2 separate regions of the Homo sapiens genome follow, and region 2 is linked to region 1. A link is an interaction called in ENCODE POLR2A ChIA-PET data of the cell type or tissue named here. Cell type or tissue: B cell. All regions are shown on one strand.

What was found. ChIA-PET counts read pairs that join two places held together with the same protein. Peaks named below come from ENCODE experiments on the same cell type or tissue, not always from the same donor. Only the 100,000 strongest peaks of a DNase experiment are listed, where the experiment ranks them.
Region 2: POLR2A ChIA-PET joins it to region 1 with 6 read pairs; 16 of 35 experiments call an interaction of 5 or more read pairs at or near these places.

Annotation. Positions count from the first base shown.
Region 1 is chr16:11,245,024-11,250,023 of GRCh38, reverse strand. LOC105371082 (a long non-coding RNA gene) reads right to left here and starts at 423. Exons shown (of 3, transcript XR_933070.4): 1 at 246-423. In B cell, no CTCF peak of the experiment used is centred here; no DNase peak of the experiment used is centred here.
Region 2 is chr16:11,050,748-11,055,747 of GRCh38, reverse strand. It overlaps CLEC16A (C-type lectin domain containing 16A), which reads right to left. Exons shown (of 24, transcript NM_015226.3): 18 at 4,107-4,235. Among named protein-coding and RNA genes, the nearest start is that of CLEC16A, 110 kb to the right of the region's middle. RefSeq lists enhancers at 3,100-3,249, 4,262-4,839, 4,840-5,000. In B cell, no CTCF peak of the experiment used is centred here; a DNase peak (open chromatin) is centred at 3,017.

The DNA.
Region 1 (5,000 bases):
ACAACGGTGCTCAGGTGGGCGCTCAAATTGTCCCAACCGTGGTCCTGGCTCTGGGACCCGACAGACGGCCCTCGGGGGGAACAGGTTCTACAATGACTGTATGGCCCCAGTACAACCTCCCCCATCTCCTTCCCCCGACACCCAGGGCGAGTCCAGCATCCCACGCCGCAGCCCTGCACGGCTCCCCGCAGCGCACAGAAGGCCCAAGTCCCACGACGGCCCAGGGATCTGGGCAAGGCACTCACCGCGCTCCCTCCTGTTTCAGGGCCTTTGCTCGTGCCGCTCCCTCGTCCCGTGCATCAGGAGTGCTGTCTACCAGCCGGGGTCGGGGTCGAGGCAGACAAATGAAGTCGGGTCGGCTTTTGTCCAGCTGACGCCCCACGGCGCCTGCACTCTCGAGAGGCCACCACGCGCCGCGCCAGTGACGTCATTGCGCCGCTCTCCCCACCAACCGCTGCCCCAGGCCCACTCGGCGTGGCTCGGCCACGCTCGGCTTGACTTGGCTCGGCTCGGCCACACTCGGCTTCCCTCGGCTTCCTCTCGGCCTCTCGGCAGCACTGCGGGCTCCGCAGCCCTTCTGGCCTTCACGTGGTTCCCAGTTCTCGTGGTACGTCCTGCCTGCCGGGATCTCAGGGCTCTTGGAAGACCCCAGGCCCGGGGAGGGCATGTCCCAAGGGCATGCCAGGTCAAGGCCACAATAGCGAGCCCTCTCCCACGCCCTGTAGTCGTCGGAGACCAACGTGTTCTCCCACCCCATTCCGGTCCACAGCAATCCCTGCCTACCCAACCTCACATAGACCTTAGGTCTTGAACCTCTTTTCCTACCTGGAAATGAGGTTAAGAACTACCCACCTCATGGGTGAAGTTCAATCAGAGGATGCCTGAAAAGTGCTTAATACGTGATGTGTGCCCAGTCATTGGAATCAGCCCTCTCTGCTTGATTCTTTCATTGCTGCTGTTTGTTTGTTTGTTGTTGTTGTTTGAAACACCGTCTCATTGACTAGGCGCGGTGGCTCACGCCTGTAATCCCAGCACTTTGGGAGGCCGAGGTGGGCAGATCACTTGAGACCAGGAGTTCGTCACCAGCCTGGCCAACATGGTGAAACCCCGTCTCTACTAAAAATACAAAAATTAGCCGGGCGTGGTGGCATGGACCTGTAGTCCCAGCGACTAGGGATGCTGAGGCAGGAGACTCGCTTAAACCTGGGAGACGGAGGTTGCAGTGAGCCGAGATCGCACTGCTGCACTCCAGCCTGGGTGACAGAGCAAGACTCCGCCTCAAAACAAAAAAACAAGCGAAAAACAGTCTCACTGTCGCCCAGGCTGAATGCAAGGACACAATCACAGCTCACTGCAGCCTCAAAATCCTGGGCTCAGGCAATCCTCCTACCTCAGCGTCCCAAGTAGCTGGGACTACAGGCGTGCAACACCACACCTGGCTATTTTTTATTTTTTTACTGCAGACGGTGGTCCTGCTATGTTGCCCAGGCTGGTCTCGAAATCCCAGCCTCAGTGATTCTCCCACCTTGTCCTTCCAAAGTGCTGAGGTTACAGGCATGAGCCACCGCACCCAGACAGAACTATAATAATAATTATTATTTTGCGTCATAGCAGCTGTGCAGAGGATTTGAATCAGCACAGCCATGAAGTCAGACCCACCTGGTCCCATTCTCAGGTTGCTTCTTGCTAATAACAGCGGTGACTGCCAGCTCACCCATGTCGCTAGACGCTAGGCATGATTCTAAGTAATTCATGCGTAGTATCCCAATTAATCCTCACAAGAACTGTATGAATCAGGTATGACTATTACTACCTTCATTTTGCAGATGAGGAAACTGGGGCACAGGGTTAAATAACGGGCTTGGGTCACACTGCAGGTAGGTAGCAGAGCCTTGGTGGGGGGCATGGATTCGAATCTCGGGCAGCCTAATTTTATAGCCATGCCTTCATTTTCATCTCTAAGCTGAGGCTGTCACACCAGTCACTGGAGCTTCACTTGTATTTTTTTTTTTTTTTTTTGCCAGATCTGTCCAAGTCCCCAGCTGTTCTGTTATTTAATTAATATTTCCTGCAAATTAAGTTACATGATTTCCTTAAGTTAATTTTATTTCAAGGGAAATGTTTTATTACCATAGATGGAAGGTAGAATCACCCGCAACAAAGAGGTAACCCTTAAGCAATGAAATGAAATCCAAAAATTGTAAGTTCTAGCTAGATACTGCTGTGTGCTGAGCAAAAGGTCTGCTCCATGTTTGGTTTAGAGACAGAAAAAGAAAGAAGGAGGCCGGGCACAGTGGCTTGCGCCTGTAATCCCAGCACTTTGCGAGGCTGAGGTGGGCGGATCACCTGAGGTCAGGAGTTTGAGACGAGCCTGGCCAACATGGTGAAACTCTGTCTCTACTAAAAATACAAAAATTAGCTGGGCATGGTGGCGCACACCTGTAATCCCAGTTACTTGGGAGGCTGAGGCCGGAGAATAATCACTTGAACCTTGGAGGTGGAGGTTGCAGTGAGCCGAGATCATTGCCACTGCACTCCAGCATGGGAGACAGAGCGAGACTCTGTCTCAAAAAAAAAAAAAAAAAGAAAAAGAAAGAAAGAAAGAAAGAAAAAGAAAAGAAAAAAAGAAGAAGGAGAGGCCGGGCGCGGTGGTTCACTCCTGTAATCCCAGCACTTTGGGAGGCTGAGGTGGGTGGATCACGTGAGGTCAGGAGTTCAAGACCACCCTGGCCAACATGGTGAAACCCCATTTCTACAAAAATACAAAAATTAGCCCGGCATGATGGCAGGTACCTGTAATCCCAGGTATTCGGGAGGTTGTGGCGGGAGAATTGCTTGAACCTGGGAGGGAGAGGTTGCAGTGAGCCACGATCGTGCCATTGCACTCCAGCCTGGGTGACAGAGTGAGACTCTGTCGGGAAAAAAAAAAAAAAAAAAAAAAGGAGAAGGAGAAGGGGGAGTATTAGCAAGCATTGGAGAGGTGTTTATGACACAATAGCACCAATATGAGACTTTCTTTTTGACTTAAGCAGAAAGACTACAAGAGGATGAAAATATGAAATCATGGTTTCACAGAGGAGGAGGGGCCTCGATGTTTTATAAAAATGTCCATGTTTCACCTAAAACCCCCACCCAGAGACCCTCCAGGGCACTCATCCCATGCCTGGAGAAACACTGCCAGCTGTGTGTTATTGACAAGTAGCCCCTTCACTGATGCTGAGCCTCAGTTTCCTCACTTGTGAAATGGCATAGGCACCCAGAGCTCACAGCGTGTGAAGGATTAAAAGAAAGTGATAATAGGCCCGGCGAGGTGGCTTATGCCTGTAATCCCAGCACTTTGGGAGGCCAAGGCAGGAGGATTGCTTGAGCTCAGGAGTTTGAGACCAGCTTGGGCAACATGGTTGAAAACCCATCTCTACCCACCACCCCCCCAAAAAAAAATTAGCTGGGTGTGGTGGCATTCACCTGTAGTCCTAGCTATTCCAGAGGCTGAGGCACAAGAATCGCTTGAAGGTGAAAGGTGGAGGTTGTGGTGAGCCAAGGTCATGCCACTGCACTCCAGCCTGAGTGACAGAGTGAGACCCTGTCTCAAAAAAAAATAAAAAATAAAAAAGTGATAATAAACTGTGGAGCCCAGCATACATGCTCAACTAAAGGGATGATATTCCCAGGGCAGGCTGGATCCTAAGTCAGGGGACCCTGCCTCTGACCCCAGCTTGTACTGTTGAAAATGAAACCCCCAGCATGCCCAGCCCTGGGCATATTTCTGCCATTTGTCTCACCTTTGCCAAGTCCTCTTGTAGCCAGCCTTCTGACAGGAAAGGCCACAGTTGCCAGAAGTTGGGTCAAAGTGAAACTATCTCAGGTCTAGCCTGGGCAGGGGTGTGGGGGCAGGGGAGGAAGGCACACTCAAGCCTTAAAGCAGGCTCCCCTTCACTGGATTCACAATGGGGAAACTGAGGACCAGAGATGTGGGCCCCAGCTCCCTTTGCAGGCATTAGGAGGGAATTGGGTATGATTACCCAAATTGCAAATTTGATCACCTTACACCCCCAGTTATACACTTAGCTCCCACTGGAAATAAAAATTACTATCAGCTCACCCTTATCTAGCACATTCCAGTTAGGTATTATTATTGTCTAATTTTACAGACAGGGAAACTGAGGCCAGGAGAGGTTATGTTTCTTGTCCATGATTTCAAGGTAGTCAAAGTAGTAGAAGCAGTATTTGAACCAAACAAGGTGACTCCACAGTGTTCCAGCAGCTCTCAACTGCTAGATATTCAAATATGACCCCTTTCCCGTGAAACTTGAGGCCCCCCCGCCATCTGGCTTCAATGTACATTTCCAACCACACCTCATTCCTGTCACATTCCTCGTCTGCTCCCATTTACCCCAATTTCTCATGGTTCCCTAGGCCTTCCTAGCTCCCCAGGGAAAGCCTTTGCTGTTTCCCTTGCTTTCTTTTCACTTGACAAACTCCTACTCAACCTTCAAAACCCAACTCAGCAAACATCTCCCCTAGGAAGCTCTCCTTAACTTTTTCTGCTGGGTCCCGCTGCCTCTGCTAAAGTCCACGTGAGGGACTGCCAAGAGGTTTGCTCTGTCTCACAGATTGAGTGCCAAGAGGGCAGGGACCTCTCTTTGAGAGAGTTTAACCTCTGTAACATAAGCAAGTTTACTTAATCACTGATTAAACCACTTTGTGCCTCAGTTTCCCCATTTGTTAAGCATGAATTATCACTGTCACTATTTGCCAGGACTGTGAAGGGGGTGTAAATGCATGAACATCATAAAGTGCTTAGAAGCATGCCTGGTACAAAGGAAGTTCTCTAGGAAAACAAAAAACAAAAAACAAACAAAAAAAAACAAAACAGAAATGTATCTAGAGGTCAGATACCAGTCCCACATCGAGTGCAGATAATGGGCTAAGTAACCAAGGAGCAATGGAGACAAGGATGTAAATGGGGTGGGGCACGATGGCTCACACCTGTAATCCCA
Region 2 (5,000 bases), 190 kb after region 1:
AAAAAATCAGCTGGACGTGGTGGCTCATGCTACTGTAGAGGCTGAGGCAGGAGAATCACTTGAACCTAGGAGGAGCAGGTTGCAGTGAGCCGAGATCATGCCACTGCACTCCAGCATGGGTGACAGACTGAGACTCGTCTCAAAAAAAAAAAAAAAAAAAAAAAAAAAAAAAGCAAGAGGGAAAACGGCGTTATCGTGAGATGCCTCCCCACGGCCTGCAAAGCGCTACCACCATCCTCTCCTGTAGCTGCGCTCCTGCCCCTCCCTCACTTAACTATGCTCCTTGAACATGCCACACTTGGTGGCATCTCAGGGACTGGATGTGTGCTGTTCCCTGTTTGGAAAGTGCCTCCTTTATCACTTTAACCTTCCTGGCTCCTCCTCATGCTCCAGGTTTCAGCTCAGATGTCAACTCTGCAGAGAAGCTCTTCCGATCACTCTATCTGCAGGAGGAGCGCTCCTCAGCCCCTGGCTATGGCATGCTGTTTCTTTCCTCCAGAGCTCTGACTGTGAGTTGATACCCAACCTGCTATTCTCTTACTTGTTAATAAACTTTACCTCACTAGGTAAAAAGAGCGGTCCAGAAGGCAGGGATGTGTGCTCACTCATTTCTTCACCCCCAAGGCTAACACAGTATTTGGCACATAGCAAGAATCTAGCAGCTCTTTGATGAATCTATGAATATTTAGGAATGATTTGCCAGGAGAATTGTTTGAACCTCTTTGACAAGTCCTTAAGGAAAATAAAGGATGGAGTTTCTAAAAAGGATCAGCCTCCTTTAAAAAGTCTACTTGGTGGAAAAAAAAAAAAAAAAAGAAAGAAAACCTTTGAATCCAAAGGGGTAGCTTGGAATGTTCTTTGGATACAAGCAAAAAACTTGAAACGAACCACATAAGCCCTCAATTGCTTGCTAAACCATGTAACTTCCTTTAGCTCAGATTCAAAGCACATTGGTGTGTTCTGATTTCTGAAGTGGGCTTGAAGAGCTAAGCTTCTGGATGATTCTAGATGGCTACCTTGCAACAGGAACCGTAGTGAGATGAGTGGCCAAAGCCACCCTTCAGAAAGAAATTATTAAAGTCACAAAGGAAGCTTTTCTAAAGTGGATGCCTTGGCTTTGAGGTAGCCTGGCCTCTTTTATATCATTCTGCTACCCAGGGACCCTGGGAGGACTTGAGAGTTGCTTTTGGAAACTTGTCAGACAGGCAAAGAGACTCTAGAGAAGCTGAGATATTCTCTATCTGTGCTTCAGCCAGCCACTCGGGTTGTGCATCCTATCCAGGACAAGGGAGGTGGGCAGCACAGCCCTGGGAACCTGCAACTCTGTGACATGTGAGGGGCAAAAAGACTATCATCGAGACCTGCCATTGGCTTGCTGCCGAGTCCTCACGATAACTCTGGAAAGGCAGGCACATTTTACTTGACAGATGGAGACAGCAGCTCAGAGTAGACAAGAAGCAACCTCCCTTCTGCCACATGCCTGACAAACTGGCCCCTGCATTTCTCCCATCTCTCGCCTGTGGATCAGGACCATCTGCCCCAGCCCAGCAGGGCATGAGGTCATGAAACTGTGTTAAGAGGTGACAGCCAAGGTTCTCAAGGGGCTCCAAGGCTCCCGTGATCTGGCTCCTGCCAGCACCCCCAGCCTCATCACATCCTCCTGTGGGCTCCAGCTGCAATCACTGCCGTGTTGGTGCCAGAATGTGCCACCTGTCTCTGGGCCTATGCCTCCCTATCTGATGCCTGTCCCACTTCCTGCTCCAGGTGGGATTAGTGACCTGACCTAATGCTGCTTGAATAATGGCCTGAGCCACATGACCTGCCACTGTCTCTTCCCACTTTGACCTCTAAGGCTCTGATTTCTTCAGGACTGGGGCTGTGTTTTTGCTGTCCCAGTGTCCTGAGCAGAGCCAGCAGATCTCAAGAAGGCAGTGTGGGAAGCAGTGGATCAGAATGCCTAAGAGTCTAGGTTCTGGGGGCCACATTGCCTGGGCTGACTTGTGGCTCAGCTACTCACTAGCTGGGTGACCTTGAGCAAATCACCAGACCTCTCCATGCATCAATTTCTTCCCCTGTGGACAGGGCGTGGTGGTTCACATCTGTAATCCTAGCACTTTGAGAGGCCGAGGTGGGCGGATCGCTTGGGTCCAGGAGTTCAAGACCAGCCTGGGTAACATGGCAAAACCCCATTTCTACAAAAAATACAAAAATTAGCCGAGTGTGGTGGCACACACCTGTAATCCCAGCTACCCAGGAGGCTGAGGTGGGAGGATTGCTTGACCCCAGGGGGCAGAGTGTGTTGCAGTGAGCCAAGATGGCACCACTGCACTCCAACCTGGGTGACAGAGCAGGACCCTGTCTAAAAAAAAAAAAAATTCTTCCTCTGTAAAATGGGGATAATAATAGTGCCAATCTCCTAGGATGGTTATAGAATTTAATGAGGAAATTCACATAAAGAACTGATTTGAATTGATCTACTTCATAACAGAGGCTATGTGTTCATAGAAGTGGTAAGAAAAACCCTGATGAACTGTGAACCAAAAGAAGGTAGAGTGTGGGCTGGGTGTGGTGGTACATGTCTGTAATTTCAGCACTTTGGGAGGCCAAGGCAGGAGGATGGCTTGAGGCCAGGAGTTCAAGGCTAACTTGGGTAACTTAGCAAGACTTCATCTCTATAAAACATCTAAAAATTAGCTAGGTGTGGTAGCTTGTGCCTGTAGTTCCAGCTACCGACGCTGAGGTGGGAGGATGGCTGGAGCCCAGGAGTTTGAGGCTGCAGTGAGCTATGATCGCAACACTGCACTCCAGGATGGATCACAGCTCACTGCAGCCTCCAAAACAACAACAACAACAACAACAACAAAAAGGCAAAGTGGAATCCAGAGCAGCAGTGCTCAGCGTTCAGTCCTCTGGACCTTCTGGCTCAGGGGTGCGGGGGGATCTCCCAGGTGGGGCCTTCTTGGCACAGGATGCTGTAGCCCTGGCTGGGGGTGAGCACGTCAGCATCATGAAGCAACACATACACATCTGTCAGAACCAGTCCTCCAGTGAAAGCTGATGCCAGGACGTCCAGTGCAAACACTGCCACCCACAAACAGAATCGTGTGCCTGGCAGGGAGGACATGGAAGGAAGGCGTCAGTGGGCCGGACAGGGTGGGTCCTGCGGTGAGGCTTGTGGGTTTGGTCAGACAGTTGGAAATGTGGATTGACTCAAGACACATGGGTCCCACTTCCTCTGCACCCCCAGGCTTCCGAGGTAGAACCACCAGCTGCAGGGAGGAAGGTTCAGACTCCTCGTGTCTGAGGTGCAAATGACAGGTCATTCCTGTTTTGCAAAATCCAAAAGTGAAACACCTCTGTCACACACGAATTAACTCAGATGATAAAGGCTGACAAGGGGAGCTGTGTGCAATGAATTCCTCTGAACTATACACAAATACTCATGTCTCCAGTGAATGATTTTCTAGGAAAAGGTGATGGTGCTTTCTAAGAAAGAAACTCTGATCTTACCCGGGAGATAAAATACCATGAACACCCCTGAGGACACTGCTTCCTAGAGTACCTGCTTCGGAAAAAAAGGGCTGATAACGGAAGCACACACTGCAGCTGGTTCTGAGAACTAATCTTTTCACACATATCTGTCCTGCAGGCTGGTGAGATTCACATTTAATTTGACTGTGTCCCAAGAGCAGGTAGATGCCTTAACATCGCACTATCTCTGGGGGTCCTGAGACCGCTGGGCTACGATTTCACACCAACCTCACCTGCACTGGATGTACCGTGCTCACCCCCGATGGTTCACAGAAAACTGGCCCCATTGCCTTACACTCCTGAGCTCAGGGCTTGTCTGTCTGCACTGGTGAAGGCTACCTCTCTGCAGCCAACACTGGGTGCCAGATGCAACGGAATGCCAAACCCTACTTCCCAAAGGGTAAAAACATGCCTTGGAAAGTCATGCCTGGGGGCAAATGGGTACTCTCTATCCACTGTCTAAGCTGTGTTGAGGGCAGGCTCTTGACTTTGACAAAGAAGCCCTTTCCTCCCTGGTCTGGGAGTGGTTCTGGAGAACAGTGGCCCAGGAGATGACAGGTCCTGTGCTCACTCACCCGCCGGGTCTTCTCCACATCGCCACACGGCAGCCGCTTCACGAAGTCAATGCCCGTCAGTGGCGTGCCTGTTGGGGGCAGCAGGATGGAGGCGTCCATCATGAGATATTCCACGTTCATGGGCTTCATCTAGAAGAGACATTACAGGAAACCTCAAAGCAGATTCCTTACTTGGAAGGAGGAAGGGGCCGGGGGAGGTTGCACAGGCCCCTCGCCTTCAACCGCATTTAGTAAATGTAAATGAGTGATCTAAATCCTGGATTTAGATTGAAGTAAAGCACAGAGGCAGCCAGATAAGGGAGCAATATGCCTTTTGGTTTTCTAAATTGCAGATTTTTCCTTTAATTGAAGCAGCAGCTCAGACTCTTGAGAAGTTGCATCCTTGCTGTGAAAAGCTTGCTCCTCTTCGCATTCTCTCTCCACCTCAGCAGGGACAGGGATTCTCAGCAGGAGGCCAGGTATGCTTTATCCCTGTGGGTGCAAGCCCGTCTGCCACCTGCTTCCTCCTCTCTGTCCTTCCAGTGATGATAACAGCTATGGCGATGGCAGCTTCCGTTTAACGAGAGCTGATTCCGCTGCAAGCTGTGACCTAAGGGCTTTTGAGGAGCTGCTTCCCACTTTGCTGATGAGGGAACACAGTCTCAGAGAAGCAGAAAAATGGATCCAAGGTCGCTCAGCTGGTGGGTGGCAGAGCCAAGACATGAGCCCAGGCCTGTCTTGCTCCAGGGCCTCTGTGATTCCCACCCTAGGACCAATGTTTCCCCTTCCTTCCTTGTCCCCTTCACATCTTACCTGGGATAATATAACACAATCATTATTGGAGCATCTACTAAGTGCCAGGCACGTGCTGGGATCACCTCCTGCTGGACGGCAGGTGCTGGTGGGCCCATCATA